Linked DNA regions of Homo sapiens: region 1 is linked to region 2. Evidence: chromatin loops called from intact Hi-C (ENCODE). Cell type or tissue: PC-9. All regions are shown on one strand. Links, peaks and the distances in the headings refer to the core of each region. The heading gives the core; the rest is flanking DNA.

Evidence for each region. Hi-C counts contacts between places; a loop is a spot of excess contacts. Peaks named below come from ENCODE experiments on the same cell type or tissue, not always from the same donor. Only the 100,000 strongest peaks of a DNase experiment are listed, where the experiment ranks them.
Region 1: it touches region 2 in a loop (8-fold over the local background); 8 of 110 quality-filtered maps call a loop at or near these places.

Annotation. Positions count from the first base shown.
Region 1 is chr11:14,145,710-14,153,943 of GRCh38, reverse strand. The region is part of intron 6 of SPON1 (spondin 1); the gene reads right to left. Among named protein-coding and RNA genes, the nearest start is that of SPON1, 190 kb to the right of the region's middle. In PC-9, for the core only: CTCF peaks have their summits at 4,899 and 5,104 (motif pointing right); a DNase peak (open chromatin) is centred at 5,073.
Region 2 is chr11:13,869,998-13,878,231 of GRCh38, reverse strand. It overlaps LINC02545 (long intergenic non-protein coding RNA 2545), which reads left to right and starts at 7,616. Exons shown (of 4, transcript NR_149109.1): 1 at 7,616-7,684. In PC-9, for the core only: CTCF peaks have their summits at 4,681 and 4,880; a DNase peak (open chromatin) is centred at 4,761; H3K27ac peaks cover 976 bases.

The DNA of each region.
Region 1 (8,234 bases), core at 2,870-6,869, 280 kb before region 2:
ATTTAATGACTGCCCTGTTGGGTTTCAAACTTGCATAGCGCCTGTAACCCCTTTATTTTTTGCCAATTTATCCCTTTTGGAACAGAAGCATTTACCCAATGCCTTTACCCTCATTGTATCTTGGAAGTAGCTAACTTGTTTTTTTATTTTACACACTCATAGGCAGAATGGACTTGCCTTGTCTCAGATGAGACTTGGGATTTGGGCATTTGAATTAATCTGGAATGAGTTAAGACTTTGGGAGACTGTTGGGAAGGCATGACTGTGTTTTGAAATGTGAGAAGGACATGAGATTTCGAAGGGGCCAGGGGCAGAATGATATGGTTTGGCTCTGTGTCCCCACATGAATCTCATGTTGAATTGTAATCCTCAGTGTTGGAGAAGGGGTCTGGTGGGAGGTGATTGAATCATTGGGTGGACTTTCCTCTTGCTGTCCTTGTGATAGTGAGTGAGTGCTCAGAGATTTGGTTGTTTAAAAGTGTGTGGCCCTCCCTGCTCTCTTCCTCCTGCTCCAGCCTTATAGGACATGCTGGCTTCCCCTTCACCTTCTGCCATGATTGCAAGCTTCCTGAGGTCTCCACAGCCATGTTTCCTTTACAGCCTGTGGAACCATGAGCCAATTAAACCTATTTTCTTTATAAGTTACCAAGTCTCAGGTAGTTCTTTATAGCAATGTGAGAGCAGACTAATACATGGGCTAAAGGGAATTACAGTGTTCTAAGGTTTTTCCATTGTCCAAGAAATAGTAAAAGTATGTTAAATGCTAATATATTAGAATCTAATAAGTAAAGGATGTATGTTGTAAAAGATTGAAGATAGAAGAAGAAGTAAAACTAACATGCGAATGGAGGTCAAAATAATAAAGTTCTAAACCAGGCCATACATCTGCCCTGCAACAAATTCTGCAGTTGTCTTAGGGCCCTAATTTGGAGTGCTTGGAGGTTGACTTCAGACTCACTTCTTTGTGTATTATATGTACTTGATATATATTTACTCGAATTTGGGGTCACTATGCATGGGATAAGTTTCAAATGATCACCATGTCCATTTGAGAAAGAATATCCCTTGGCCACTGAAACAGAGGAAACCCCCATCTCAAAAGATCCAACCATGCTTGCAGTCATGAATACAGATCACAAGCCAATAAACACATCCTTTATATTTGCATTGATTCTTGAATGCATTATGCAGGGAAGTCATTGCATTTTAAAGAATGAATTCATTTTTCTCAAGATAATATGAAAGTACCTGTGTTTCTTGGTTACATATATGCACTTATGAAATCCTATGAAATGATTTGTCTCTATATCATATTACTGACAAGCAAATAGTCTTCCCTTCTGTATTCCCTATCAAGAAATTCCCAGTAAGAATCAGATGTGTTTCCATGCATTTAAAAGCTATTTCAAAATAAGATTTCAGTTTCCCCAATGCTACTCCAGAGAGCTGCTCTCCAAGAGCTGTAGCTATCAATGAACAGGCTGCCCATAACATACATGGATCAATGCCCTTTAGAAGAGCATTGGCTTGCTAGTTAATAAGCTTTTGATTTTCCTTACTCATTGATTAATGAAGCAGTAGTTTTGCCTTTGAATAGAAGATAAATTAAGAAGTACTGTAACTGGAGTCTGTTGGGAAATAGGTTGTAGTTTGGAGAACTGGAAGTAGCTATGGAGACAAAGGAGGTAAAATGGCTAACTTTGCTAAAGGAGTCCCTCTGTCAGTGAACCGAGGTCTAAAGCATTCAACTCAATTCAACAGACACTTCTCAATGTACTATGAGACATATGAAAAGCATGACTAGGGAGATGGAGGGGTGATTCCAGACTACACCCCAGCTCAGACTGACTCCTACTTTTGTTTTTAGGAGCAGACACCCATAATACAAGGCAGGAACTGGGCCAAATGGGGTTACAATATGGTCTGGAAGATCCAAGGAGGCAGAAATGACATGCATTTGGAAGGAGTTGGAAAGGTATTCTGGCAAGGAGGGTATGGAAGGTTGAGTGGAATTCTGATGGATACAGATTGGGAGAGAAAGGTCTTCTAGGGATGGAAACCTTATTGGCTCCACAGTGTCAAAAGGACATGTTATAATGTTGAGGTAGAATCTGAAGAGGCAGCAGACTATCTCTCCATGAGATGGGGCTCCTGTTTTATCTTTGATTTGTATATTTCTATGTTAAAGAAAAATTGCTATGTTTACATGATTATAGAACAATTAGAACTGTGATTTATAGTTTATAATTTCTGTCACTAATTTCTTATGCTCTGACATTTCTTTCCTTCTCTGAGACAAAAAATTTAAGCTGTTGCATGGAGGTAGAAGGCATTATAACCCAGGAGGATGACATGTCTCCCACCCTGGGTCTTATTCATCTCTGTGCTGGGGTCTGTAGCACAGGGTCTCACTCAGAGCTTTGCACACAGTAGATGTTGACAATTATTTGTTGAATGAACAAATACGTTGGTCTCTGGTCGCTTCCTTGCTCAGAAACCCTCAATGGCTTCCTAATTACTTTAGGTCTACTTGTAATCTCTGCATCTCTCCAGCCTGGTATTTAAGTTCATTTATGAAAGGACTCCACCTTTCTTTGCAGGTCCACCCCCTACCACTTTAGGCACCTTTCATTCTAGGCAAGCTGGGTGGACTGCTTTGGTTTCTATGGAGGACATCTTCTATGGGCTACAAGAACTTGTTTGCTTGGAGAATGAAAGGCTAACCTTTGAAAGAGCTTCAGGATAACAGAGCTGAAAAACTACATGGGCAGGAGGGACATTCCACAGATGTTCTGACCAGAGGTGGGAAATGAACAATGCATTCGCATATGGCTCTTTGGAAAACAGATCTGCAGACCAGATGCAACGGTGGCACGGATTCAGCTCTTGGAACAGCTACTCCATGTAGCCAAAGGGCATACACTGGCTGCCTTCCTAACATGATCAGTTAATGAGTCCATCCTCAGACACAGAGAACGTAACAACAAAAACTGCTATCCTGGTCCTGATGGGGTCCAGCAAGAGGAAGACAAGAAAGGAGGTAATTTTAGCATCTACTGAGAATCCAGAAAAGTGAGTTCAGTGTTGCTCCTGATACCTGCAATTTCCCAAGGCAAGGTTAAGCCCTACACTGTGCTCCCTGTGTCCTGTACTTGACTTTCCTAGCCTTAGTTGCACTGTAGTGGAATCACCTATTTTTCTTTTTCACAAATGATTACCATTTCAGCAGGTAATCAATATAACGAAAACATTAATGAGACATTTTCTATTCTATTTTTTTAGTTTCACGCTCACCATGGGTCTTTTTGTTCCCCATTTTTCTATTCTTTTATCTTTTATTATTATTTTTAGTTGACACATAGTTTTGTACATATTTACAGGGTATAGTGTGATATTTTGATACATGTACACAATGTAAAATAATCAAAGGGTAATTTGCATGCATATCACCTCATTTATTGTTTCTTTGCGTTGAGAACATTCAAAATCTGCTCTTCTAGCTATATTTGAAAACATACTGTAGATTGTTGTTAATTACAGTCATGCTCCAGTGACATTGGAACTTATTCCTTCTATCTAGTTGCAATCTTGCATCCGTTAACTAACCTCTCACCATCCCCTGACTCCCAGTCTCCAGTAACCACTATTCCACACTCCACTATTATGAGATCAACTTTTTCAGCTCCCACATATGAGTGAGAGCATGTGATATTTATCTTTCCATGCCTGGCTTATTATCACTTAACAAAATGTCAACCAAGCTCATCTACATTGCCTCAAATGATGGCATTTCATTCTTTTTTATGGCTAGATAGTATTCTATTGTGTATATACACCAATTTTTCTTTATTCATTGATTTGTTGATGGACACTTATGTTGATTCCATATCTTGGCTATTGTGAATAATGCCGCAATAAACATGGGAGTGCAGTTGTCTCTTCATCATACTGGTGTAATCACCTGTTTTTCTGTCAGTCTTTCCCAAGAGACTAGGAGTGCCTTAAGGACAAGTGATTTCCCAGTCATGCCTCACTTAACAACGGGGATATGCTCTGAGAAATGTGTCATTAGGCAATTTCTTCATTGTGCAAACATCATAGAGGGTACTTACACAAACTTGGAGGGTCTAGCCTACTACACACCTAGGCTATATGGTATAGCCTATTGTTTTTAGGCTATAAACCTGTACAGCATGTGGCTGTACTGAATACCATAGGCAATTGTAATGCAATGGTAAGTATTTGTATATTTAAACATATCAAGGTACCATTAAAATAAGGTATAAAAGATAACAAATGGTACACCTGTATGGAGCTTGCAGGACTGGAAGTTACTCTGTGTCAGTCAGTGAGTGGTGAGTGAATGTGAAGGCCTAGGACATTACTGCACACTACTGTAGACTTAATAAACACTGTACACTTAGGCTACACTAAATTTATAAAAACACTTTTCTTCAATAATAAATTAACCTTAGCTTATTCTAACTTTTTACTTTATACACTTTTTTTTACCTTTTTAACGACTGTAATAATACTTAGCTTAAAACAACAACACAGTGCATGTTGTACAAGAATGTTTTCATTCTTTATATCCTTATTCTACAGGCCTTTTTAATTCTTTTTTTAACTTTTTAAACTTTTTTGTTAAAAGCTAAGATGTAAACACACACATTTTAAAAAATGTGCTTAAGCCTTTACAGGGTCAGGATCATCAACATCATTGACTTCTACTTCCACACCTTGTCCCACTGGAAGGTCCTCGGGGGCAGTAACTCATCACTTTCAGCTTCTAGGATAACAATGCCTTCCTTTGGAATACCTGTGAAGGACTTGCCTGAGGCTGTTTTATAGCTAACTTAAAAAAAATAAGTAGGAGTACCCTCTAAAATAATGATAGAAATTACAGTATAGTGAATACTAGGCAATGGGAATTTTTAGCTCCATTATAATCTTAAGGGACCACTGTCATGGATGCAGTCTGTCGTTGACTGAAATGTTATGCAGTGCATGACTGTATGGTGTTTGATGCATGAATGAATGAATGAATGCAGTCTATGTTAGGTGCACACATCTTTTTTTACCACTAGATGGCAAGTATTCATTGAAAAGTCCAGCTCTAAACTGTCTCAGAGACACAATCTGGTGAAAAGTAAATGTTTCAGTACACTGGAGGAGTACATACACCAGAGTGACGTTTTCAGGGCTGCCTATGTCTCTTCTCTTTTAGCAGAGACAGAAAAAAGTACCAGGAGGGAAGTCAAAAGTCCTGTGTTGCCACTAGCATTTGGACATGTGAAGTATATTTTCTGAGCCTCAGTTTTCTCACCTAAAATAACAGGTGGACTGTAGCTCTCTTGGTCACCAGGAGGAGAACGATCTACCAAGACCCCACAATGTGCTTTCAGATACAGCATCGTTTAAATGTTCCTAAGCTTGGGTGTTTGTTGGTTGGTTGGCTTATTTTTTTTTATTTCAACTATAAAATAATTACTTTTTGAATAGATAGCACAAAAACATGGTACCACATTCCAAAGGCACCAAAGGGAATACAGTGAAAGGTCCCTCTCTTCGTTTTCCGCAATCTCTTAACTCTCCACCCCAGAGGCAACCACTATTAATATTCTTATATACCCTTCAAGAGACGTAAGTACACATCTTTAGAAAGATAGCACAAATGGGACCAATCATGAGTACCCTGCTGCATTTTCTTTTTTAATGAAACAATTTGTCTTGGAAATGTTTAATATCAAAATCTCATATTTATTTAACTGGTCCCCTATTCATGGATATTTAATTTATTCCACTCTTGTGTTACAATGTCCAATAAATAGAATGTGCCTAAATGTGAGTATATCTGTGTATATAAATTTCTGACTGAACTGCTGAGTCAGAAGAAAGCGCTCTCCAGTGTAGAAAGGTGTTTCCCTACACCTCTGACAATATAGTTGTCAAAAGTCTAACAGATCAAAAATTGTAGCTCTGTGAAACTAATTTGTATTTCTATGATTGTAAATGAAGTTGAACATCATTTATAATATCTAAAAGCCATCTCATTTTCCTTTTCTGAGACCTGTCCATGTGTTTTGATCTATTGGTTTGTTGGTCTTTTAAAAACTGACCATAAGAAGCTCTTTATATATCAAAAAAAAATTAGCCCTTTGTTTAGCGAGACTCCTCTCAAAAAAAAAAAAAGTCTTAGTATTTTCCACTACTTAAAAAATGTTTTGGGCCAGCCGTGGTGGCTCATGCCTATAATACCAGCACTTTGGGAGGCCAAGGCAGGCAGATCAGTTGAGTTCGGGAGTTCGAGACCAGCCTGGCCAACATGGTGAAAGCCCATCTCTACTAAAACTATAAAAATTAGCCAGGCTGGTGGTGGGTGCCTGTAATCCAAGCTACTTGGGAGGCTGAAGCAGGAGAATCACTTGAAACTTGGAGGCAGAGGTTGCAGTGAGCCAAGTTTGTGCCACTGCACTCTAGCCTGGGCAATAGAGTGAGACTCCATCTCAAAAAAAGAAATGTTTTTAGTTTACTTCATTAACCTTTTATGATCTCCGGGTTTTGTGATGTGCTTGGAAGAAGCTTTGTTCTAGGTTATAAAAATGGTTCCAGCCAGGCGCAGTGACTCACGCCTGTAATCCCAGCACTTTGGGAGGCCAAGGCAGGTGGATCACCTGAGGTCAGGAGTTTGAGACCAGCCTGACCAACAAGGTGAAACCCTGTCTCTACTAAAAAAAAATACAAAAATTAGCCAGGCATGGTGGCAGGTGCCTATAGTCCCGGCTACTCAGGAGGCTGAGACAGGAGAATTGCTTGAACCCGGGAGGTGGAGGCTGCAGTGAGCCAAGATCGCACCACTGCACTCCAGCCTGGGCAACAGAGCAAGACTCCGTCTCAAAAAAAAAAAAAAAAAAAAAAAAAAAAAAGGTTCTTTCATGTTTTCTTCTAACGTTTTTATGTTTTCATTTAAAAATATTTAAATTTTTGATATATTTGGAGCTTGTATTGGTTCCAGGATTAAGGTATGAAGAAAAATATTTTTTCCAGATGGCTTCCAGTTGTGCCATTACCACTTATTGAAGGATCTAGTGTTTTTCCAACTGATATAAAATTATACTTTTTTCATATACTTAACTTACAAAGAATTTGTGTCTATTTCTGGACTTTCTATTAGATTCTATTGATCTGTGTATTCACTCTCTAGCTTCACACAGTTTTAGTTAATGTTGTTTTATAACGTTTTTATATCTGGTTTAGCCAGTCTTCCCTTCATTATATGCTTTTTCAAACATTTTCTGACTATTGTTGACTGTTTAGTTTTCTATTTCTATAGCGTCAGCCTGTATAATTTTTAAAAAATTATCTGGGATTTTTGAGGGAACACTTTAAATTTACAGATTAAGTTATGCAGTATTTTTTTTGGGGGGAATATTTGGTTTCTTATCCAAGTTTTCTTTGTTCATTTAAATATTATTCTTTTAAAAAGGTACAGTAGGCCAGGTGTGGTGGCTCACGCCTGTAATCCCAGAACTTTGGGAGGCCAAGGCAGGTGGATCACCTGAGGTCAGGAGTTCGAGACCAGCCTGGCCAACATGGTGAAACCCCGTCTCTACTAAAAATGTAAAAATTAGCCGGGCATGGTGGTGGGCACCTGTAATCCCAGCTACTCGGGAAGCTGAGGCAGGAGAATTGCTTGAACCTGAGAGATGGAGGTTGCAGTGAGCCAACACGGTGCCACTGCACTCCAGCCTGGGCAACAGACAGAGACTCTGTCTCAAAAAAAAAAAAAAAAAGTATAGTAATTTGTGTTCATGGTAAAATTCAAGCAATACAAGAGGCCGTATGGCAAAATGTGAATGAACCTTTCAGTTCTGCCCCTTACTCTCTGTGTGCTCTAGAGGCAAGGAGTTTCTGGTGTATGTTCATAGAGATATTCTATGCATATATAATCCTATACATGAATATAATCATTTCACTCTAACCTGCCATTTTTCATATATGGAATCAAGCTATACACACTGTTCTGCTTTTTTCCCATCTAACTATATACACCAGGGAGCATTCTGTATCAGTACACACAAATCTGCCTTATTCTTTTTAATAGCTGCATGGTATTTGACCCGTTAAATGCATCCAGAGTTTCTAATATGACCCCTATTGATGAAAGTTTGCTTGTTCCATCTCTTAAAAATAAAATACTATAATGAATATTCTTCCTCATATACTTTTGCACA
Region 2 (8,234 bases), core at 2,882-6,881:
TTTTTGAGTAAAGGATGATGGCAGAGCATAGAGAATGGGCTCCACATCAAATACTCCTGGGTCCAATTTTCCATCACATCCAGCTCTATGACCTTGAGCAGAAGCTTGCCTTTCTGAACTTTAGCTTCTAAAATGAGGAAAACAATAGCAGTCACTCAGTATAGTGTGAGGATTATATGAGAAATGCACATAAAGGAATTAGCGTGCTGCCATAACAGAGTAAGTGCTCAATAGATGTTGGCCATTATTGTTGGTGGTGGTAGTGGTGAGTGATTGTACCCTTCCAGTCTCTGACCCTTTAAGACCATCCAACACAGCTACCCAAACCTCCCAGGCCTGTTAGTGGCAATTCCTGGGGACTTTCCCAATTGTTTCCACCCTGCTCACACTCTGACTCCATTCTCCCCATTGTGATCTCTGGTCTCTGCATTCAGCCTTTTGATTCCAATCTTGCCTCTGCTTTTTTTGTTTTGTTTTGTTTTGTTTTTTGTTTGTTTTTTAAGACAGGGTCTCACTCTGTCACCCAGGCTGGAGTGTAGTGGCACGATCTTGGCTCACTGCAACCTCCACCTCCCAGATTCAAGCAATTTCCTGCCTCAGCCTCCCTAGTAGCTGGGATTACAGGCACCCACCAGCACACCTGGCTAATTTTTGTATCTTTAGTAGAGATGGGGTTTCACCATGTTGGCCAGGCTGGTCTCGAACTCCTGACCGCCTTGGGCTCCCAAAGTGCTAGGGTTACAGGTGTGAGCTGGGGTTACATGTGTGAGCTGCACCCAGCTGCCTCTGCCTTTTGCATGTAGATTTTATGTTTGGTTTCCTGGTGTTGACTTGTGGATGCTCCCGTATGGTTTTGGGCCTTTTGGTTCCTCCCAAAGCCTGGGGTCTGACCCTGCCCTAGTTCCAACCAAAGGTCACTCAATCTGCCTTAACTCTTCCCATTTACTATTCATACTCCTTCCACTGAGAAAGGAAAAGAGGTGAGGAATAAGGGCAGGTGGCAGGGAAGGAGGAAGAAGAGAGAAAAGGAAAGATGAAAGGGTTTAAGTTAGGCTCTCTTAATGCTACTCTGCACTTTTTCACCAGTGCTTGAAATTGTATTGCTGCTTCTAACCACTATACGTGTGGTCACTGGAATAATAATAACTAGCATGTAGTAATCATGCATTATATGACAGGTGCAATTCAAAGCACATCACATACATTAATTTATTCAACCCTCAGTACCAACAAATGAGACAAACAATAATAGTAACCTCACTTTAGGGATAGAGAAGCCAACATGCACTTGCCCAAGTGTTTGAGCAACTTGCCGGAGGTCGCACAGCTGGTACAGTAGCACAGCTGAGATTCCCTCCAGAACAGCCACTCGAGATACAACCTGGTTGCTGTTTATGCATAACTCTAAGCAGATCCTTCAAGTGAGGTATAGGCAGCTTTTGAGGCAACCTATCAGGTTTGGCCACTACCTAGGACTAGTGGATTTTGGTTAGGATCAATATTTTTGCTAAAGTGCTATGCTAGTCCTCTGAACAAATTTTCCCCTGGAGGGCAGCCAAAATTTGGGAGGCCCTAAGAGCCTGGAGACAGGATCAAAAGGCCTTGCTGCCTTCCTTATCATCATTCACACACATAACAGTGAGCCGCCGCAGCTCAGGGACTCTCATTCAGCTCCACATACCCCTTACCCTCTCATCCTGAACTGTGCTCAACCCAGTACATGCTTTGAACACATGATGTTATTTATACTGATTTCCTTGGGTTATACTGAGAATTTAATAAAATAATATTTGTAACAGTGTCTCTTAAAGTGTAAGGTGCTTTTCAGATAAAATTCGTCGTTATTGTTATTGGTGTCTCAAAAAAAAATCCCAGCTATTTGAGGGACTGTTGCAGAATTTTGGTACCATTGGAACAGGTAAGTAGAAAGAAAAGCCACTCTAACTTCCTCTTTCTTGCTAGACAGGGTCACAGTCATGCAGTTTCTTTTCGAGGGGTCAAATTGTATTTGAAGACCTTTTTATAGTAGAAATTCTGCCTTGCTTGCTCAGACTGTGTGGAGAAAGAGCAAGCTAAGGGTACCACCCTTGCCCCTCACCCCTCTATTTGCATCAAAGCTCTGTCTGGAGCCTGGGTGCTCACGCCTTTGACTTTGGTCTATAAACAAACCCAGAAGATGGAGTAGCCAGTATGGGTGTTTGTACAGAGCAGTTGAGGAAACATTCCCAGCCCAGAGACACAGCTTGGGAGGTTGTCAGAACAATTCAGGCTTCTGAGAAAAGGCTAAGCTTAGCCCAGCAAACATGGCCCTGCCCTGAGCCTGACCTCTGGATGCCACGTGTCACCTTTGGTGGGAAAATAAATAGTCTCCTTGTCTGGAATGTACGCCCCTTTTCTTGTGGAACATGGGAAACAGCCAGCAATTGTGTGGGAAGAAAAGCCTGTCTGCAAGCTGTCCTCGGAGCACGCGGACAGGCCTGCTTCCCGTCAGCAGGTCAATACTGCCATTGTCTCCCTTGACGGGTAATGCTTGTCACTCAGCCTCCCAAGATTCGGGCTCTCAAGTTCAGGACGGGCCAGGACCAGTGTCCACATAATTTTGTAAAGGGGGAAGGACAAGAGGACACGCATTAATTGGGGGATCTTGGTGCTGTTTGGCTTGCATGAAGACTATGGACAGGTAGAGAATCTAGGTCAGGGGTGCAATGCTCACCTTTAGATCAAGGCTGCTAAGACTTGCCCCGAGGCCTCAGAGGTGAGAGAAAAGGCAGAGGCTTGAGGTGAGCATGGAAAGCTGGCCTGGGAGGGAATAAATTTGCCAAGCAGGCCTGAGCAAGGCCCAGCCTTCTTACCTGTAAGCTCTGCTTCTAAATCTCTAGGACGATAAAAGGAAGCAATCACCTTTCATCTTCAGAAGTACATTTCATTAATTGATAATGGCTACCAGGATTTATTATATTACAAAATGTTCTGACACTGGGTTCAAGCTCAGTGGGAAAGATTGGTACAATTGATTAGTAATATCTGTCCTAGGTCTGGTTGTGAAGGGTTGGGACTATCAGAACGTACGCCCCTCTCTGCCATCCCTGCCCTAACCCCCTTCCACATGCATCCTAATGGCTGTCAGGCTCTCTCCCTCCCCTAGACTCCTCTCAGGACCGACTACTCTCCGCCTCCATCTGCCCCATTCCCATGAGTAAAAACATATTCCATTGCTGAAGTGAGAAACCTAGATCTTATCATGAACTTCTTTTCCATTTCTCTCCAGACACAGGTACTTTACAAATCCATTCAGTTCCTTCTCAAGATCTTTTAAATCCACACTCCTCCCTTCATAGCCTTTGTCTCAGCTTGTGGTCACTTTGGTGAGTACAGCATCCTTCTAACAGGACTATCTGACTTTGGCTTCTTCTCATGCAGCTTGACATCCACCCACCACACCCACCACCAGAGTGATCCCAGGAATGCTATGTCACAAGTGAGAACACCAGTAATCCCAGCTACTTAGGAGGCAGAGGCAGGAGGATCACTTGGGCCCAGGAGATCAACCCAGCCTAGGCAACATAGTGAGACCCTATCTCTAAATAAATAAATAAATAATATTATTCTTAAAAGAATTTGAGGTTTTCATGGAGGTAGAGAGTAAAATAGTAATTACCAGAAGCTGGGAAGTGAAGGGAGGTAGGAGATAAAGAGAAGTTGGTTAATGGTTATAAAAATACAAATACAGTTAGATCAAAGGAATAAGTTCTAATATTTGATAATACAGTAGAAAAGTTCTAATTAACAATAATTTGTTGGATAGTTCAAAATAGCTAGAAAAAAAATTTGTAATGTTCCCAACACAAAGAAGAGATAAATGGCTGGGTAATGGATAGCCTAATGATCCTAATTTGATCACTACACATGTATCATGGTATACATGTATTACGTATATGCCCAAAATATGTACAACTACAATGTATCAATTTAAGAAACCCAAAAGTTTGAATTCTGGCTCATTTAGTTTCCACAAACTGGTTCTTCTAATGTGTTAAAAAAACAAAACAAACAAACAAAAAGAATAGAGGCTCCAAGAGCCTCAGCACAGAGAGGAAGAGCTCTTCAGATGGTGAAAGAGCTGTCTGGGAAGGCTCCAGGAAAATCATAACTCCTTGGTCTCCCAGTGGCTGAAATTCAAGACAGTTCTCCAGTTTCCTTGATCCCTGCACTGTTTCTCTCTCTCTCTCTCTCTCTCTCTCTCTCTCTCTCTCTCACACACACACACACATATGCACACACACACACACATTTGTTTACCTTGTTAACTGATCTAAATGCCTTCTAAAGGATCCTTATTCAAGAATGAGGAGTAAATGGTTCAAAGACCTTCTCTATTCTTTAAGGTCTGAATTCTAGGAAAGTTAATAATTTTATCTTGTTCTTCCAACAGCCTCTTTATCTGTTCTGGTCACTTTGCTCCTTGTTCAAAGGAGTCAGGTGCCCAGAGGGCTGCTAAAGGGAAGATACAGACCTATGGCCAATGAGTGGGAAGAAGGACGTAGCAGCTCAGAGGACTCAGGCGCTTCTTTTCTTGGAGAGCTGGACCTCAGCAGGGGTCTGCCCTGGGCCCCAGAGAGCAGTTATAATTCGTTCGGGCCAACGACAAGGGGATGATTTATTCCCTGGTGCAGTGGGATGGGCTTTACAGGCATAAAACAGGAACAATAGCACCGTGTAATAAACCCAGCATGTCCTTGCCAGAGAGGAAAGAAAACTGAGTGACTCAGACATTAAACTGTCAGATTGTGACCGGAGACAGGTCAGGTGAAGAGAGCTCTTGCATAGGGCCAGGTTCCCGGATTCTGGGGCAGGCTTGAGCCGCCTACTGGTGAAGGACAAATAGGACAGTCAGCCCCAGAAAGACATGGGGAGAGGGCCAGCGAGCCAATGCGCAGCTTTTAATAGCAACGTTCAAAGTGTTGACTTTTATTTTATTTAGCAAATGTGGAACATAATGTCTCTGTGTTGCACTTGGTAGGAAAAGTAACAATTGTTTCCAGGGTTTTCCATAAACTTATCTATTTTGATCATTTGGCTCTAGAAGCCTCAGAAGCACCCCGAGGCAGAAGGAGAGGCAGACAGAAAATACAGACAATGGGAAACGTCTAAGAAGCGATATGCCCAGGAGGGTACAGGAAAGAGCAGAGTATTGAGATCTTTAGAAATCATTGTTAGTGCTTCTCCTAGGTAAAAGTTGAGCAGATTTTTGAAATAATTAAAAATCAACATTTAAACTACAGAAATGCTTTTCCTTTTCTTTTTTTTCCCAAGGAGTTTCTTTTAATATTCTTCAGGGAAGACTTCTCCATCTCCTGAGACTGAATTAGATAAGCCTATTATGCAAACTCATTGCCTCCTGTACATTCCCTTCAAAGCTCTTCTCATAATTTTTAATCATACATCTATATGTTTCCTCACGTTTTTAATATCTATCCCCCCACTAGACTATAAATTCTGGGAGTGCATAGCCAGGTTGCCTTTTCTTCCCTGCCCGATTTTCAGGACCTGGCACTTGCCTGGGCTATCACTGAAACTGAAAGGGATCAATGATAATGATGAACTGTAAGGTGGATAGGGAGGAAGAGGAGGACATGAGGGGTAAAAAAGGACCTATAGATTGAAGGTCCAAGTGAGGATGAAGGATGGTTACAGCCTGGGCTTTAGGAGGTTGGCAGGAGGTGATGGGGGTGGGGCATGGAACTGAGATTTTAGAAGGAGGTGTACCTATTTGTGATGACACAATCTAGACAGAGGCATCTCATGGGAGTTGGAAACTGAAGCACGGTAGAGAAATTCATCATGGGAGGGAGGAGCTGAAAACCTGAGGTCAGTTGTTGGCTGCATCTTCTCCACAGATGTTGATATTAACAGAATTATTGCTAATGTCAGGAGTGGTGTGGAGAGCTTAAGCCCTCAGTGAATGATGAGGAGAAACAGAGATCAGTGGATGACAACAAGGTTAGGTAGCAGGTGACATATGTTTTCTCCATCCATTTTTCCCAACAAATATTTACTAAGTGCATACTATATATGAAGCCCAATGCATGCTATGAGTGCTACAAGTAAGAGCAGAATATTGTCCCTCTTCCAAGGAGCTTGTGATATACTACCTATAAATGTATGTAACATTGGATGGGCACAGTGGCTCATGCCTGTAATCCGAGCACTTTGGGAGGGTGAGGCAGGCAGATTTCTTGAGGCCAGAAGTTCAAGACCAGCTTGGCCAATATGGCAAAACCCTACCTCTACTAAAAATACAAAAATTAGCTCGGCATGGTGGCACATGCCTGTAATCTCAGCTTCTTGGGGGAGGCTGAGGCACAAGAATTACTTGAACCCGGAGGTGAAGTTTGCAGTGAGCCAAGAACAGGCCACTGCATTCCAGCCTGGGAAACACAGTGAGACTCCATCTCCAAAAACACACAAACAAAAAGAGTCTGCAACTTGAGAAAGAAGTCTGAACTGGAAATATGGATTCCAACACCTTCGGGTTATAGATGAAGATTGAATTCATGGGACTGGGGGAGGAATTGATAACCAAGGAAAGGTGTGTAAAGTAAGAAGGAAAGGGAGTCCAGGAAAGCGTTCTACCATCCCAAAATATAAGGGGCAGGCAAAGGAAAATGAACCAGCAGAGATGACTTGGAAGGAACTATCCAAGGGATGTGCTGTAAACAAAAATGGAGCATCATCACAGAGGGCAAGAGGGAGGCAGAAGTGCACGGAAGCAGCTGGGTGGAGGAGGGAGAGTGTCCACCTTCCACCTCATGCCCTTAGGAGAACAAATAGGTAACTCAAAGGAGGAACAAAGCCAGGAGGCACCCAAAAGGGAGGACAAGCTTCTAGTTAACACAAGAAGATGAAAACAGTAGATAGTGAAGATGTCGAGAAGAAAGGGGGGCAGTTACTCTAGAATGTGGGGTTCTAGGAGGCAGGGTGGAAACATTTTGAAAAAAAAGAATGGAATATGAGGAGACAAGGGCCCAGAAGAGGATGGTGATGCAGGCACTTGAGCTTGGAGGTTCAGCCAAGGTTGACGGGGATATGGGTGGGAATAGGTAGTGTCAAGTCTCAAAATAAAATGCTGCCAAAAGTCATTTCAGTGCTGGTGTAGACTGGTGATCTATAAATCAGATAATATCACTCCCCTGATACAACTCTCCAATGGCTTCCCATTGTCCCTGGAATAAACTGCAGCTCCTTACTCTGGCCTTCAAGACCTCACATGGTCTGGTCCCTGACCTCCTGTCTAACTCTGTCCCCAGGCTCTCGTCCCCCATGCCACATAGAAGTACACAGCATTCTTTCTAAACCTGGAAAATCCCGAGCTTGCTCCCACCTCAGGGCTTTGTCATTAGCTTCTCCTTCTGTCTGTGATCTTTTTCTCTCCCATGGCTGGCTCCTTCAATTCATTCAAATGTCACCTCTCCAGAGAGGCCCTTCTTCTCGTGCCTCCGTAAGTCACCCTCTTTCCCTTTACCCCACTTTCTTTCCTTCATAGCATTTATTATGCTCTGACATGCTCTCACTTATGTAAGCCCTGTTTCTTTCCAGCAGAGTGTAAGATCCAAGAGGTCATGGGCCTTTTTCTTTCTTTGTTTGCCATGTTATCTCCAACATCTGGAACAGAGTCTGGCACAAAGTAGGTGTCCCATAAGTATTTACCAACTAAATAACAGACTGCATAAATGAATATTTAAAGTTTGGACCTCCTCTGTAGGCTCTGAATAGAGCCAGGGTGATATGGTTTGGCTGTGTCCCCACCCAAATTTCATCTTGAACGGTAGCTCCCATAATCACCAAATGTTGCAGGAGGGACCTTGTGGGAGGTAATTGAATCATGGGGGCAAGTTTTTCCCTGCTGTTACCATGATAGTGAATAAGTCTCACAAGATCTGATGGTTTTATAAAGGGCAGTTCCTCTGTACATGCTCTCTTGCCTGCCACCATGTAAGATGTCACTTTGTTCCTCATTCACCTTCTGCCATGATTGTGAGGCCTCTCCAGCCATATGGAACTGTGAGTCCATTAAACCCCTTTTTCTTTATAAATTGCCTAGTCCTGGGTATTTCTTCATAGCAGTATGAAAATGGACTAATACACATGGTCAGATTCCTTTGAGCCTTTAAGAATAAACAACTTGATATATTTTGAAATGAGAAGTCACTCGAGGTTCTTCAAACAAGACATTT